Regions from separate parts of the Mus musculus genome. Here region 2 is linked to region 1. A link is a loop called in an ENCODE intact Hi-C map of the cell type or tissue named here. Cell type or tissue: heart. All regions are shown on one strand. Each heading gives the region's core, and the rest is flanking DNA. Links, peaks and the distances in the headings are about the cores only.

Evidence for each region. Peaks named below come from ENCODE experiments on the same cell type or tissue, not always from the same donor. Only the 100,000 strongest peaks of a DNase experiment are listed, where the experiment ranks them.
Region 2: a loop joins it to region 1, with 7 times the contacts of the local background. A loop is called at or near these places in 16 of 42 quality-filtered maps.

What each region holds. Positions count from the first base shown.
Region 1 is chr10:128,801,052-128,809,372 of GRCm38, forward strand. It overlaps Tmem198b (transmembrane protein 198b), which reads right to left and starts at 3,396. Exons shown (of 5, transcript NM_178066.3): 1 at 3,182-3,396; 2 at 2,047-2,306; 3 at 885-1,466; 4 at 300-460; 5 at 1-178. The coding sequence starts at 2,221. The coding sequence ends at 44. Dnajc14 (DnaJ heat shock protein family (Hsp40) member C14) reads left to right here and starts at 4,503. Exons shown (of 7, transcript NM_001359825.1): 1 at 4,503-4,632; 2 at 5,117-6,569. The coding sequence starts at 5,160. In heart, for the core only: CTCF peaks have their summits at 1,370, 3,171 and 4,568; DNase peaks (open chromatin) are centred at 3,010, 3,140, 3,780, 4,440 and 3 weaker places; H3K4me3 peaks cover 5,731 bases; H3K27ac peaks cover 3,814 bases.
Region 2 is chr10:128,743,981-128,752,301 of GRCm38, forward strand. Pym1 (PYM homolog 1, exon junction complex associated factor) reads left to right here and starts at 4,475. Exons shown (of 3, transcript NM_001170869.2): 1 at 4,475-4,586. The coding sequence starts at 4,553. Gm31504 (predicted gene, 31504) reads left to right here and starts at 967. Exons shown (of 2, transcript NR_168573.1): 1 at 967-1,215; 2 at 1,361-1,902. It overlaps Dgka (diacylglycerol kinase, alpha), which reads right to left and starts at 96. Exons shown (of 24, transcript NM_016811.3): 1 at 1-96. In heart, for the core only: CTCF peaks have their summits at 1,218 and 4,729 (motif pointing left); DNase peaks (open chromatin) are centred at 891, 2,481, 3,841 and 4,581; H3K4me3 peaks cover 3,589 bases; H3K27ac peaks cover 2,877 bases.

The DNA of each region.
Region 1 (8,321 bases), core at 52-8,051:
CTCCTGCCCCCACCAGGGGTATCAGTGTCACTGGAGGTTAGGCTCAGGTCTGGTCAGAGTGAGGTGTGGTAAGCAGGCCAGTGGAGCTGCAATCAGAATCCAGGTCCAGGATAGTGTGGGTGCCTGGGGCCTGGGTGCCTGGTACCAGCTCATACTCTCGAAGACTCTGGAGATAACTCTAATTGGATACAGGGTGGAGAGGGTAGAAAAAAGGTTCTGGGTCAGAGCCCCCAGCTCATCCTGGCCATCACTTGGTCACCCCCTTACCCCCAACAAGGGTGTCTCACCCTCCTACTCACTGGAGCTGGACTGTGAGCAGGGCTCCGGATATTGGGGGTAAGCTGGTTCCGATAGCTGCCTCCACACAGTCCTGTCCCAGAAGAGTTCCGATGCCTCTTAGCCTCTTGCTGCTGATGGATCCGAAGGAGCTGGAGATGCCTTTGCTGGTGGCTCAAGATCACTGTTGGGGAGGAGGCAATACAGATTCAAGGGGGATTCTTTAGGCCCCGAATACCAACCCCCAAAAGAACCATGCACCACAGAAGTCCACTTGACCTTACTGCTGTGGGTCTCTCAAGCCTCACCTTCCCTTCGGTTGTCAGATTTTCTTCTACATTTTTCTCCTATCCTTCTCTGGGATTCCTCTGCCCTCTCATAACAGTCTTGAAATAACTGTGCTCTGCATCACCTGGCGATTTTCCTTCTCATTCTACCCAGACTTCCTTTGGCTAGTTCAGCTTTAACTTTCCTTCAGTGCCCTGCCCTGTTTGATGTGGGATCCTCCCCAGTCCTCATCTCTCCATCTTTCCCTCCCCTCAAGTATAGAATCCGGGGACAGAAGCAGGGGCAGGCTGGCTGCTTTTTGTACCACAGCACTAACTCACCATTGGTGCGGCTCCCACGTTCCTCAGCCATGAGTTTCCACTGGGCCAGTGTCCCAAGAGCCCCCAAGACTGGCCAGGTTCCCAGCAAGACCCAGCTATACCAGCAGAGAGGAAGCAACTCTGGAAGTGCCTGCAGGCGTTCACCCAGTCTAGTGCCCAGTGCCAGTCCTTCCAGGAAGTAGTCAGCACAGGCCACCAGCACCGCAGCACCTAGCAGTGCTGTGCCCAGGACTGTGAATGGACGTGGCCACCGAAGTGTGAGCAGGGCTCCCAGCAGTGCCAGCCCCATCAGTCCGCCGACCGGCACCCAGGCTGAATGCGGCTGGTAGATGGGTTCAGTACCCAATAAGGTTCCAACACCCAGGGTCAGACCTAGCAGGAGACCGGTCAGAAAGAGCCCGACACTGCGGACCAGCATGGTGACCAGGCCGCAGAGGAGTCCGATGCCCAGTGCTATGCCTGCGCTCACCTCCAGGCTCAGCTGTGTCTCTAGCACCCGCTCTTTATGGCACAGGAGGAAGATCACCAGGGCTCCTGACAGCAGACCCGAGAGAAACATCACTGCCTTGAAGCAGCGGTAGCCTGGGGAGGGAGGCAGGAGGCATTGAGATACAGAAAGGGGGTCCTACGTATTGGGAGAGGAACAGCTAACCAGGGAGCAGAAGCCAGGTACAGCACACCGTGGCAACCTCAAGGAAAGGGGAAAGAGAAGTGTAAGCCCAGTGATAGAAGGAGGGAACTCAGAAATTCCGAGGGGATAGGTAGAGAAACCAGGAGGCAGAGTGGATGCACTGTGGGAAAAAAGCAGGACAGCATCTAGGTCCTCTAGGTACATGGGAAATCACCACAGACTGATTCAGATTCTGGGGAGAGTTGAAATCTCCGGTGGGAGGGATAAACTAGGAATGGAATTCTGAGGTAGGAGACAGAGGAAAAGCCCATAACGGAGGCAGAGGTGAGAGCCAGAGGGTACGGTACGGGCAAACAGAATAATGGGAAGCTGGGAGAGGCAGGATGGAAAATTCTGAAGGTAGGCATCTCCTAACAGAGGAGGTGAAGTGGCCTGGGAGCGAGGAAGACATTTGGCATCATTCTTGAGGGTAGCAGTGTTGGGAAGCTGCCCCTGCCCCCCACCCCATCCCCAGGCCCTGCCCTTTCTCACCAAAGCAGCAGTAGATGATTCCGAAGCAGCAGCAAAGGGCACACACAAGGGCAGGGGCCAAGTCGAGGCTGTCCTGGGGTTCCAAGACACATCTCGGGGCTGGGGGCTCTGGGAGTTGTTGGTTAAAGGGCCTTGGGTGAGATGTTATAGTCAGAGGCAATGAGGCTTTTTCCATGGTAGAAGAGAAGGTGGTCACAGAATGGAAGGTTAGAGAAATCTCCTTTCATCCATCCATAGCTAACTGGCAGGGGCTGGTAAACCTGGAAGAGAATAGAAAGCAGAAACCACAAATCTTGGGGATTCTGTACTTCCATTTCTTTTGAAAAAATGACTTGTTCCAACTAAAAAGCAATTCCTCTCATCTGCAGTTGGAATTCAATACTAAGCCCGGTTGAACCAGACCGAGTAGGGTTAATAACGTGGGAGAGGAAGGAAGAGGAGAGGATGAGTCACCTTAGGGTCTCAGAACAACTGCTTACCACCCTGAAGGGCTGAGGAGAGCAAAGGGGTGGGATTGCTTCCTTAGACCTCCAGCTTCATCCAGCTCCCAGAGGTCCTAGGCACGGGGGTGGCCATCGGCTCCCCAGGCCTGGAGTTGCTCTCTAAACTCCTGAAAGTCGGAGCCCAAAACCTGTAAGCTAAATGCAACCCCCAAGGAAGAAAGGGAACAGACATTTAAAAGTTTCAAATAAGGACTTAAAGAGTCACCCAGTCAGCCTCTGTCCGGATTTTGAAGTCTTGGCTTCATGCCGAGATGGAGTGGTTGGGGAAAGCCGAATACAGCCAGTCCAAATCCCATCGCCCTACATGGAGTAAGCAGGCGCCTTGCCCACAGATAATCTCCTCACATCTTGGTATCCACTTGCTACTAGCCTCAGACTCACACGGGAATTGTTCCACCCACCCTCTCATCCAGGCACGCCTGGGCTGCCAATGGGATTTGATGCTGATCCTGAAGGATCACTGACGATGAGAGGTTGGCATTGCGGGAGTAGGGTGGTGCGGATGCACTTTCCTTCTGCCGTCTTTAGGGTACTGAGGCTGAAGGACTGGAGACCTCCCGGGGCTCTTCTCAATCGCTTAAGAGTTTGGGACGCAAAACAAGGAGAGACCAGGAAGGGTGTTAACTACTCACCACCCTGCAGGGCTGAGGAGAGCAAAGGGGTGGAATTGCTTTCCTAGACCTCCAGCTTCATTCCAGCCCAGAGGTCCTAGGCACACGGGTGGCTGTTGGCCGCAGGCACCCCCTTGGGCTACTGTGCTCTGTTGCTCCCTAAACTCAGGCAAGTCGGAGCCCAAACCCAGGGAGCTAAATGCAATTAGCTTGGGGGCGGGGGTGTGTGTGGGGGAAGGAGACAGGGAGTGTGTATGGGGTGGGGGGGGGGGAGGATGACATCACGGGGCGGGCCCCCTCAATCTTTACCTCTGTCTGTGGGGGAACCCAGGCTACCCACTTCTCTAATCTAGGAGGAGGGACGCCCCCTAACCATAGCAATGAAGAGTTTTGTGACGCCCATCAAGACTAAGACGGAAGGTCTCTGAATGCTAAGGAGATTAATTACCAACTTAACGTTTTCAAAGCCCAAATAGGGTCCCAAAGCACCCGCTGGTCCAACTTGGTTTCTTCCACTTCCCAGAGAATTGGAGTATTGTCTTCTGGGGAACCGGGTGGTCGGGAGCCGGAGAAGGGTTTTTAACTAGTGCTGGGTGGGGGTGTTCATGGGTGGAAAAAAAAACTTGTGGAGCAAGACGGGCCTGGCAGGGACACTGGCAGAACTGTAAGGCTTTAAAGGAGTGCAGACGAGAGGTTCCATCAGGGTCTGCGTAGGGGTTGGGGAGCGTGCTGGCTTCGACCCAAAGCTTACTATGTAAATGAGATGCAAAGCAGCACGCAGATGAGTGCGGGGTTCTGTTACGCTGGACTAGGTTCTGAGCTCCGTGGAACCAGGTACCCCTAGCCGCATTCCCTGGCCCGGCCCTTACGCCGCGTTCACAGGGGGCGGATCGGCGGCGTGGAAGCTCGCCAGTTGGGTCCAGGAGAAGTGTCGCGTCTCTTTAGGGGGCTAGCTAGTCCGGGACACACACTTCTCCGCAACCTCTTGGCTGGACAGCCGACAGGGAAGGGTCTGGGCGAGCAGGGTCGCTGGCTCCTCTGCGTGCCCTGGGTGTCTGTCTGCACGCCAAAGACGGTGTGTGCTTCGGCAGCCGCCCTTCATCTCCGTTTCAGCAGCGACGACGAGGAGTACAGTTCGCAGGCTTCAGCTCGCTTACGGCGGGACCTGCGTGGAGGCGGAGGGCCCTTTAAGGGGTGGGGCCGGATGCTCTAGCACCGCCTCCTCGATTGACTCCGCGCCCGCCGCGCAAGTGAGAGCCTCGGCTAAGCGCTTTTCTCTTCCCTTCGCGACCTTTTCCCCCCCCCCGGTGACCCCGGAAGTGGAAGTAAGCGGCCGTGGCGGGGACGGAAGGCGGAAGCGGAGCGTGAGCGGGAGGCGGAGCCGGGGGAGCTGCTCCTGTAGCTCCCCCTGGCAGCTCCCCCTGGCCTCAGGCGCAGCTGCTTGAGGAGGGAGGAGTTACCGCTGCTGCTCGGTACGTCGCCTTCGCCCCTGGTACCCCGTCGGTGGGTTCTCGGGTAATCTTTTGCAGGGGCACCTCGAAGCTCCGCCCTCAGCTTTTCCTCTAGCCCTGCACGGTCCCCACCCTTTTCTGACAGATTGCGGCCTCCCTCTTTCAGGCAGTCTTTTTTTTTTTTCCTAAGAGTTACCCCCCCACCCCCCCGCCGCCCCGACCACACCCTTTGCGGCACCCCCCCTCCCCCCCATTTCTCAGATTGAAGATTGTTAGCTTCTTGGAGGAAGAAGAAAAAAAAATTAAGATTTCGGGAGTAAGGGGGTTTCTGAGGTCCGGGTTGGTGCAAGCAGGTTTGTGGTCTGCCTAACTCACGTTTATTGTTAGGGATAGCGAATTTGAGCTAACACTGCCTGGGGAGTGGGTACATTGAATATGTCATTTTGAGATTGTTTAACTCTTGGTTCTATCCTTGACCATTCCCAACTTGATATCTTTGTTACAGGCAATGATGGCAGTGACCTAAAATCCTCAGGAAGCCCGGGGTCATGGCCCAGAAGCACCCGGGAGAAAGAAGGTTGTGTGGAGCCCACCGCAGTGGTGGTACCTCCCTCAGTACATCAGGATCCTCTGTGGACCCCGAAATACTTTCATTCTCAGGACTCAGGGACTCAGCAGAGACTGCTCCTAATGGTACACGATGCCTCAAAGAGCACTCCGGCCCTAAGTACACACAGCCTCCAAATCCAGCCCACTGGTCAGATCCAAGCCATGGTCCTCCAAGGGGTCCAGGACCACCTAGAGGAGGAGGCTACCCTGATGAGAGCGAGACAGGTTCAGAAGAGTCAGGAGTGGACCAGGAACTCTCAAGAGAGAATGAGACTGGGTACCAGGAGGATGGGAGTCCTTCTTTTCTTTCCATTCCATCTGCTTGTAACTGCCAGGGAAGCCCTGGAGTCCCCGAAGGAACTTACTCCGAGGAAGGAGATGGCTCTTCTAGCAGCCTTTGCCACCATTGCACCTCTCCAGCCTTGGGGGAAGATGAAGAGTTGGAAGAAGAATATGATGATGAGGAACCTCTTAAATTTCCCAGTGATTTTTCACGTGTGTCCAGTGGAAAGAAACCCTTGTCCCGGAGGCAGAAGCACCGTTTTCTGATCAAGGAGGATGTTCGGGATAGTGGACGCAGAGAACCCAAGGCCCCAGGTCGTCATCGGCTGGCCCGAAAAAGAAGTCAGACAGATAAGCGCAGAGGCCTGGGACTGTGGGGAGTAGAGGAACTATGTCAGCTTGGACAAGCAGGCTTCTGGTGGCTGATTGAACTTCTGGTATTGGTGGGAGAGTATGTGGAAACCTGTGGCCATCTCATTTACGCATGCAGGAAGCTGAAAGGCAGTGACCTGGACCTTTTTCGAGTCTGGGTGGGGGTCTGGGCCAGGAGACTGGGGGGCTGGGCCCGCATGATGTTCCAGTTTCTAAGCCAGAGCTTCTTCTGTGTGGTGGGGCTGCTCATCCGTATTCTTAGGGTAGTGGGTGCTTTCCTACTCCTGGCTCTCGCCCTCTTTTTGGGATGTCTACAATTGGGCTGGAGGTTTTCGGTGGGACTGGGCAACCGGTTAGGCTGGAGGGATAAGACCGCTTGGCTGTTCTCTTGGCTGGGTTCTCCAGCCTTGCATCATTGCTTGACTCTGCTGAAAGATAGCAGGCCATGGCAGCAGCTGGTAAGGTTAATACAGTGGGGCTGGCAGGAGCTGCCCTGGGTCAAACAGAGGACTAAGAAACAGGGCAATGCACCTGTAGCTAGCGGGCGATACTGCCAGCCTGAAGAGGAAGTGACCCGACTCTTGACCATGGCTGGGGTTCCTGAAGATGAACTAAACCCTTTTCATGTGCTGGGGGTTGAAGCTACAGCATCCGACACTGAACTAAAGAAGGCCTATAGGCAGCTAGCAGTAATGGTGAGTATCCTTTGCTGCTTCCTGTTGCTCTTTCCCCATATTTTCTGTTCCAGTTTTTAGGGAGTGTAGAGTCAAGGGAAGGTGAAGGATTTCCTTTCTTTGTTTTGTTTTTGAGTTAGGGTTTCACCTTGTAGACAGACTAACCTGGAACTCATGATTTCTCCTGGCTCCATCTGTGAGTGCTGTGACTTACAGGTTTTGCCACTATACCTAGCTAAGGGTAGCATTCTTGGGAAAGAGTTATAAAGGCGTTTCTCTGACTAGGAATTTGACTTTTCTCCATCTTAAGTCTTTTGTCGTAAGGTCTTTTTTGGGGGGAGGGGGTGTAATATAAAAGGAAGGGTTGGACTTACTCTGCAGCAGCTAAGTGCAGCTCCTTTCCTTAGGGTCGGGAAGAGCCTAGTCAGACAGCCCCTTAGTTGCTATCACCTGAACAAAGGGATATTTGTTTTGTTTTGGGACATGGTTTTGCAGACTAGCTCCAGCTAGCTTTGAATTTGTGATCTTCCTGCTTTTGATTGGGAAAGGCTGGGCTCACACATACAGCACCATGAATGGTAAGGGAGGAATTTAAAGAAAATATCTTTTTTTCCCCTTTTTTTAAAGATTTATTTTGTTGATATGAGTACACTGTCGTTGTCTTCAGACACACCAGAAGAGGTCATCGGATCCCATTACAGGTGGATGTGAGCCACCATGTGGTTGCTGGGAATTGAACTCAGGGCCTCTGGAAGAGCAGTCAATGCTCTCAACCACTGAGCCATCTCTCCAGCCCCCAAGAAACTTTTTATTGATTCTTTGTGAGTTTCACATTCTGTGCCCCAGTCCCACTCATATCCCTGTGTGCTCTTGAAGCTTCTCACCTAAAACACACCACATGCGCGCGCGCACACACACACACACACACACACACACACACACACACACGCACACGCACGCACGCACGCACGCACGCAAGCACGCACGCATATGCACGCACACGCACCCTAAACAAAACAAAGCATGGAAAATGTCTTGTCATGGAAGTTGTAGTGTGTTGTTCACAGTGTCCCACACTATACACCTCCAATCACACATCTTCACTTGGAAAAGTTCATTGTAGTGAGTTTGGTTTGAGGTCTCTGGCTTTTGTGACACCACCAATATTGAATCCTCACCGGGATCCTTCTGGTTATCCTGTCACTTGGTGTCATGAGGATCCTCCTGCTTTGGATCAGCATGACCAGCCTTTTTATGTGCCCCAACAGTTCATAGATGATGTAAATTTTGGACTGTATCAACTCAAAGTCCTGCATCTGAGCCTGAGTACCACTCAGGTACCCAGGGCCTCTGGGTGACCTCCTCTGTCCATACCGTATGGCGTGGGCTTCTGTGTGTCTGTGGCCCGCCAGCGCTGCATGGTGGAGGGCAGCTCTCTGGGCATCTTCCCAGCCCCTGTGTGGCAGTCAGCAGGTCTTTGAATGTCTACTGTCTAACCACTGCCACCAGCACAGTCCTGGGATACTGTGATGACTTCTTTGTCACTGACCTCAGTACTGCAGCCAGAGGTCTCAGCCCAAAGCAAATCAGGGAGAAATCTATCTTTCTTTCTCTCTCTCTCTCTCTCTCTCTCCCTCTCTCTCTCTCTCTCTCTCTCTCTCCTTCCTTCCTTCCTTCCTTTCTTTCTTTTGGTACTTTCTTCATTCACATCTCCAGTGCTATCCCAAAAGTCTCCCACACCCTCTTCCCCCCCAGGAAGAAATTATCTTTTTA
Region 2 (8,321 bases), core at 143-8,142, 57 kb before region 1:
CGGGGGCTCTACCTTGACCCAAGAGAGCGCACGGTCAGAGCAGGGGCGCCGGAGCCCGAGCTGGACAGGAGGGGACGGGTTAGGAAGACGCGGCCGCTGCGGGGCCGCCCAGCTCCTGACGACACACTGCCCGCCCCCGACCCAGCCTGCCCTCCTGCCGCGCCCAAGCCCACCGCTGTTGCCAGCTTTCCAACACAATCTGCTCCGGGCCTTCAGAGTATCTCCAGGGCTCTGGTTTGTGCCACTTTCTCCACTCCTACGCTTCTGTCTTCCCATGCCTGGGGCAGCTCTACTTCTATCTTTCTTTTCTAATTAGTCAAAGCCTCTCCCATCATCCCTTCCCAGGAAAGCCAAGGTAGGGGTCAGGGTGCTGATTGGAACCACCCAGCGACTGGTCAGCAATTGGCCGGCCCTCCAATCTCCAAATCATCACTTTGGACGCGCCTGCCCAAGTCAATGATTCCACATTCAGGAGAACCCAGAGAGGCAAGGCCAGAGTTCCACAATTCACACACAACCCTAGACCTAGGTGCATTTCCTTCTCCACATGGCTTCACATTGCTTGACCCTGCCTGAGATAATTGCCCACCTCTCCTCCGAGTTCCTCAGCTCCGCCTCGGACTTGTCTATGCACAGCCTTTTCTCTCAAAATCCATATCCTTTCCTTAAGACTAGGGTGGAGATTTAGGTGCATAAAACAACGTTTGACTGTGTTCACCTTTTCTTCATACCCAACCCTAGCACTTTACCCTCTGGCCTTGGCAGATGGCACAGAAGTCGTTGGGCAAAGGTAGAGTCTGAAGGCAGAGCCTTTCAGTTCCTCCTACCTGTTATTGGAGCTGTCAGGACTCTTGAAGCAGCATGGTTGGTGTGAGGCTGAACGGAAAGGAGACCAATGAGTGGGGATTTACTGGTAGGGACTGGGGACCCAGGCATCCTGCATCCCCCGCCCCGCCCCAAACCCACGACTAACTCCCTCCTACCCTTCTCTGAAGTAGGAGCAGCACAACAAAGCCTTGTGTTCTTGGAATTGTATCCTCTTACAGCTGGGAATAGAAAGGAGTGGGAGAGCAGACTGCTTGTTGGAAATGTGTGTATATATTCGGGTCCAGTGAGGGTCAGAGAGAGAGAGAGAAGAAAAAAAAAGAAGAGAAAGGAAAAGAAAAGAAAAAAAAAAAACCGAAAGAAACAAAAGGCCCTCTAGTGGAAACAGAAGTAAGTAGTCTTCAAGTATTTGGAGACAAAGCTGTTGAAGCAACTCTCTAGAGTAGTGGGGTTTGCTGCTGCTGTTGTTATTTAAACTTTAGATTCAGATCGGGAGTCGGAGAGTGACCTGTCTCTGTTCTGCTGTCCTTTTCAGGTTTGTTCTGGTTTGCTTGCATCCTGACCCTTCACTGCTTTGTTTTTGTTTTCATTTTTCCTCTTCCTCCTCCATCACTGTCACCACCATGCTGCAGATGAGCTTCAGTGCCTGGAACGTGCTTCTCCGGTGCTGCACCACGGATCTATACCGCTACCCCACACCCTTCTTCTTAACAGTATATGCGTCACCGTTAGCAAAGTCTATCTCCCCTTCCTACATCGCCTCCTTACTCACAGTCCAACAAACGATTTTTTTCCTGAGACAAGATTTTAGTATGTACATAGCCTAGGCTGGCAGTGAAATTGCCATCCTGGTTCAACCTCTCAAGAGCTGGGTTTACCGGGTTTATTGGTGTGTGCCACTCCTGCTATCAACAGACACTTTTGAAGGTCTCTTTATACCTGATCTTGTTCTTAGTTCTTTCTGTAGGATAAGCAAAAACACAAACTGAAGCAAGTGCCTAGATGTCTGTAAAGCTTCCTAGCTCTTGATCACCGTAAACAAAGATTCTGTTTAAATAACACTTGTGTCCCAAACTACTCTTCGAATCAGTTCTTGCATAAAGTCAAAGACTCTCCTACATTAAACAAGCCATAGGTTGGAATATGATTTTTCCAATAAGGAATATGAAGAGAAACTCAGACTTTTATTTTATTTCGGTTTTTCAAGACAGGATTTCGATGTGTCGCCCTGGCTGTCCTGGAACTTACTCTGTAGACCAGGTGGGCCTCGAACTCGAACTCAGAAATCCGCCTGCCTCTGCCTCCCAAGTGCTGGGATTAAAGGGTGTGCCACTGCCTGGCAGGAGCTCAGAGTTACTGTAACATCTTTGTACCTTATTTTGGATCTGTGTTTCGCCATATTCTCAGGTCAGTTGTTGGTGGGGGTGGTGGAAGAAAAGCAAAGAACCATCTACGGAAGAGGTGTTTGATGTCTATAGTTCCAGGTGCTCATCTCTTTAATCAACCACATCATACAAGTCAGAAAGAAAGAAACCACAGTGAACAAAGGGAAAGGAAAAAACAAGCCTGTTTTCCCAGCCTCTTCTTCCTCTGGGTGGGGTTATACATCCGGGGCCCAGGGCTGGGTCCAGGGCCAGTCTACTGAACAGACAATTGAGTTTCACTTCCTGCCAACCTGCAGAGATGGGGGCAGGATGTCTGAGGGGTACAGTGATGGGGAGTGTCCAGAGATTAAAGAGTAAACAGGTCACACTAGTATTTCCCCTCACTGAGCAGGTCCGTGGAGAGCTTTAGAGACCACTCTTGAAAGAGTTCAAGTCATGCACCTCACTAATTTTCAGAGGCACTGTTCCATATTCTCATCTCCTTCTCCTCTTTGAGGAAAGGGTACTAGATAGACAGGACTTAAGTGCAATTGATGAACAAACAGATACGGGCTGGTAGGCTTGGGCCAGAATGGTTGCCTGACTTAATGCTAGCTACACTCTAGGTTCCACTCCCCAGCATCCCTCCCTCCACCATACCCAAATGCAGGAGGAAGCAAAGGCATAGGTGAGGGATTATCACACACACAAAGTGAGGGATTAGAAGTATACATGTAGCCGGGCCGTGGTGGTGTACACCTTTAATCCCAGTACTTGGGAGGCAGAGACAGGCAGATTTCTGAGTTCGAGGCCAGTCTGGTCTACAAAGTGAGTTCCAGGACAGCCAGGGCTATACAGAGAAACCCTGTTTCGAAAAAAAAAAAAAAAAGAAAAGAAAAGAAAGAAGTATACACGTGTAAAAACATGTAGTGCATGCAAATAGCATTAAAGTCATTTTGAGACTTGAATTGAAAGGAGAGAGGTTAAAGCTGGGAGAATTGCAAGGAGGACAATGTGTGAGCTTTTGAAAACTTAGTTGAGGTTCTTATTAGCCTGTTTTGTTTCTTTTTTTTTTTTTTTTTTTTCCTTTTGGTTTTTTTTTTTTTTTTTTTTTTTGGTTTTTCGAGACAGGGTTTCTCTGTGTAGTCCTGGCTGTCCTGGAACTCACTCTGTAGACCAGACTGGCCTCGAACTCAGAAATCCTCCTCCCTCTGCCTCCACTGGGATTAAAGGCGTGCGCCACCACTGCTCGGTTGTTTTGTTTTAAAGTAGAACATATTGTCTACTACTGAAGTACTAATATTTCCCCACTTCTCAATTTGAGAGGCACTGTTGGACGTTAGTGTAAGCCAAAGTTGGGCAATAGAAGAGGGTGAAAGAGTTAAGGAAAAAGCTTTGTAGGAGGAGGGCAGACACCTGAGGAGAGGAGCTTGAGCCAGCACCTTCCTGACAGAAGAGGAAACAAGTTTAACAGGATTTAGCCCCAGAGGAACTAAATTGCTGATGGAGGAGGGGAGGGACCGGACCGGGCTTTGGCGCTCCTTCCAAGAACAAGGCACAACCTAACAAAGGGAGTGGCCTCACTGTCCCGGTAGATTTAAGGGTGGAACTGCTCGCGGTAGCCAAAGCTAATCCGAAGTGTGGGGCGCGGCTAATTAGAATACTGACTGGGTCCGCCCCAAAAGCCTTCACCCCGTGCCCTCTGACCCGAGAGGATCCAGTACTGAGCAGCAGGCCAAGAAGTTACCTCGCCGGCCGCTGAATCCCCAGGGCTGCCCGCCCCAGTTCAGTCATGGAAACCGCCAGCACCCCCGAGGCCACGGGGACAGGTGACCGACTCGCAGTGCGCCGATCTTTGCGCACCCCTTCGTAGGTCTCTGATCAGTTAACCTGGGCGGCCGAGAGTGGTCGGCGTGCCGAGTAGACCTGCCCACTTTTAAGTGTTAGCCCGGGTTTTCGTGTATCCCTGGGGCTTCTTTGCCCATGCCAACACGCGCCCTAGGGTTTGGTGCAGGCGAGGGGCCTTGCATATTCCTTTCCTCTTTTACCAGCTTTCCTGCTGGGTCCCGGTGGGCCTTGAGCCTGCGAGGACTGTCTGGGATAAGGCTTATGCCCAAACTTCTCTCCGAGCCCTAGGGATTGTTTTATATACATCAGGAGGTCAACAGTGGCGTCGGTGGTAGTCTAAGAGCCCATGACTGTGAGCGTCTTACACTCGCCTTTTCCGCCTCCCGCGTCAGAGAAATGGTGCAGTCTCTCTTTAAGATTAAAATGGTGGCTTGCTAGGATGAGGACTCCACTTCCGGCGGGGAGGGGGGCGGGACCCCAGCCCGCTCACGCCGGAAGTGGTTCGGGTTCTCAAGATGGCGACTCCCTATGTAACTGACGAGACCGGCGGTGAGTGCGGGGATCGCGGAGCCGCCTCTCCCGGGATTCTTGGGTTAGGGGTTCGGACTTGGAAAAGGGTTTGTGCCACGCCCATCCCGGGGCTCCTCCTTTGCCACGCCCCCGTACCGCCTTCCCCATTCATTCCTTTTGGGTTGTTACCTGCGCCCCCTTCTGGTCTCGTGTTTTTTGGGGGGGGTCTCTGCTTCCGGTCTCCCAAACCCTGGGGTCCTCCAATGTCCCCTGCTCCGGGACCCTTAGGCGCTTCAGCTCTTTCTAGCTGTTGGAGTCCCGTACCTTTGCAAGGTTCTCCAGCATTATGGGCTCCTGTGCTCAGTTCCCTCCAATTCCAACCCCCTTTCTCCCTCCCCCATTTCTTACTGTTGTACCTGCTCTCTACCCTTCCCTGTTTTCATTCTTTCTCTCCGGGCTGTGTCTGCTGATGATCTCATTGCTACATAGTGCTTTCTTCTTCACTCTTTGCCCCATCTTCATTGGGTGGGGGTGGGGGTGGGTGTCACTGAAATCCAGACGTGTGAAGGGAAGAGGAATTTAACTTTCAACTTGACTTTTCTCCTTGGTGGAGTTTTCCATTTAAAGTGGGAGAAAACAAACAGGAAAGTATCTACTGGCCTTTCTCTCAACGTCTTTGATAATTGATAGAACCCCATGATTTCTTAAAGGTTGAGTAGCACTTCAGTCGAGCTGTCTGAAATGTTGGAAGTCAGCTGTTTGTGTGTGAAGCTGAGAATCGGTTTTATGTTTTTGTCTTGTTTGTAGTTGCCTTGTCTTTAGGATAATGTGCAATATTGACTTCGAGATGATCAAATAGATATTTGGAAGACGTAGTGCAAGTACCCGGTGACTGTTTTTGTAGCCTTCATCTTGGTCTTCATATGTGACTAGGGTTTTGTAGAAGTGATCCTGTGATTGTGCGGTAATGCACGGTGTGTTTTAAAATGTGCCATTTATGCTTCTTGGTTTGCTTTAAATGTTCCTTATTAAAATTAAAAGCATGAGCCACTGTGCCCAACCTTTAAAAAGCAACTTTCATCTTTAACACTCCAATCCCCAGATGTGATCTCACTATGTGGCCCTGGCTGGCCTAGAGCTCACTGTGTAGACCAGGCTGGCCTTGAACTCATAGAGATCCACTTACCTCTGCTTCCCAAGTTGTGGGATTAAAGGCGTCTAATACCATGACAGGCAGTTTGCAGCTTTTAATGTGTACCTTCTTATTCTTTTTATATTCCATCTGGCCCCTGCCCTGCTATAGAGATAGTTTCTGTTCTTTGTGGCTCTGTAGAAGAGGAAAATAAGCTGTTCTTTTGCCTCTCTGCTTTTCAAATGCAATTTTAGCAAAACGGCAGTGTTCCTATCTACTGCCCACAGATTATGTTTTTTTGTTTGTTTTTTTAAAAGACTTATTTTGTGTGTGTGAATGTTTTGCCTGTGTGTATGTCTGTGCGTCATTTGTGTGGTTGGAGACCACAGAAGTCAGAAGAGCTATTAGATCTGAGGCTGGAGTTTGAGCTGTAGGCCACTATGTCGGTGCTGGGAATCAGACCCCCAAGTCCTCGGTCCACTGCAGTAGCCACTCTTAACCTCTGAGCCAACTCTCTAGCCCTTTTGTTTTTATTTTTGTTATTCTGTCTGTAGCAGCTTGGGAATGCTCTGAACCCCCTCGTTCCTGAGCACGAGATCATTGACGTACCTTTGTATTTTCAGCTACACCTCAGGATTACTACAACCTGGACTTCATCTGTGACACATTTCCTTTCAGGTATTCCCCTTCGCTTTAGCCTCCTTACCAGTCGCCATTTGACAGTCTCAAATCCACAGAGGCAGCTTTTTGCCCTCTTTAGGTTTTCTGGTTGTGTGTGTGGGTGTGGGTGTGGGTGTGAATGCGTGTACTTGTCTGTGTGCACGTGCATGCATGTGGAGGCCAGATGTTGATGTCAGGTGTCTTCCTTGACCACCCCACTTCACCACCACCACCACCTTATATCTGACAGGATCTTTCACCTTAACCCAGAGTTTGGTGACTCAGCTAGTCTAGATAGTCAGGGTGCTCCTGGGATCCTGTCTCTGTCTCCCAAGTGCTGGGATTGTAGGCATGCCACCAGCCCACAGGTGTGAATGTGGATGGATGCTGGTGATCTGAGTACTGGTCTTTATATTAATGTGGCAAGTGTTTTAACTTCTGAGCCATATTAGCCCCCTCTTCTCTCTCTCTTTTTTTTTTTTTTTGTTTTTGTTTTTGGGTTTTTTTGTTGTTTTTGGCTGTTTCAGATAGTCTCTTGCAGTTCAGGCTGGCCTTGAACTCCTGTTCTTCTTGTCCCCGCCTCCTAAGCCACCTGCATTGCAGGTATTTAGTTCAGAACTGCATGTGGCTGTCTTTGTCTTGAATGATATTCATCAACTCTTTTCTTGGCTACTGATTTTAGACTCTAAGAAAAGAAAATCGGAAGTTAGAAGATTCAGTCTCGTGTTAACTTCTGTCAATATTACAGCTTTTTGCCAATTCCTGCTTCCTGGAAGCCTAAATTCTTTTATGACTATTTTACAAGACTCTATCATTAGCCCTTTAATTCCTCCTTTTGTGGCAAATACCCTTACTTTATATTTCATTGGAAAATTAGGGCCTGTCATTTCTGTTTTCTTAGCCTCAGCCAGGTGTCTGTCACTCTCCTCCCTCCCGTCAGGATTTCACATCAGCGGCTTGAGCACTGGGATTATAGATGTGGGTTGCACTGTTTAAGTCCAGATTTTTGAATATTGGGTCTCGATAGTCTGTTGCTAGACTGTGGTTGTTATCCCTAGCGCTTCCTTCCTCTTCTGTGTTGCTTATTCCTTCTTCTTTCCTAATGCTGACTGTCTTAACTCTGGGCTGGGCTGTCACCTTTCAGATTCACCTTTTCTAATCCTTCCATTGTTATTTCCTGTCATGGGTATCATTTTCTAGCCATCTCTAGAGCAACTTTTTTTTTTTTTTTTTTTTGTCCCTTTTTAAGACTTTGGATTTTATTTATTCTGAAACAGTGAGATGGTATAGATTTGGCTTTTTAGATTTTTAGAACAATTGAGAAGATGTTTCAAAGAATTTCTTTTTTAAAATATTTATTTATTTATTTATTTATTTATTTATTATATGTAAGTACACTGTAGCTGTCTTCAGACACTCCAGAAGAGGGCATCAGATTTTGTTAAAGATGGTTGTGAGCCACCATGTGGTTGCTGGGATTTGAACTCAGGATCTTTAGAAGAGCAGTCGGCGATCTTAACTGCTGAGCCATCTCACCTCAAGGAATTTCTATATACCTCATATTTTTCCTTTTTACTAGCATTTTGTATTGATAAAGTATATTTCTTACTGTAAACTAATCAGTATCAGTACATTATTATTAGTTAAAGTCATAGGTTATTCAGGGCAGGCATGGTGGTTCATACCTGGGTTCCTAGAACTTGGGGAGGAGAGACAGAAATCCTACACTTTGAGGCCAGCCTGGGTTACATAGACCGTGTCTCCAAAAAACCCAAATTATTGAAACTTCCTTAAGCTGAGGGTGATGGCCCAGGTCTATAATCCCAGCACTTAGAAGGTAGAGACAGTCTTATCTCTTGAGTTTAAGGACAGCTTGGTCTACACTGTCAGAGAAAGAGAGAGAGAGAGAGAGAGAGAAGGAAGAAAGACCTTTCATAATTTTTTTCTGATCCAGGATCTCATCTAGCATGCCATCACATGTA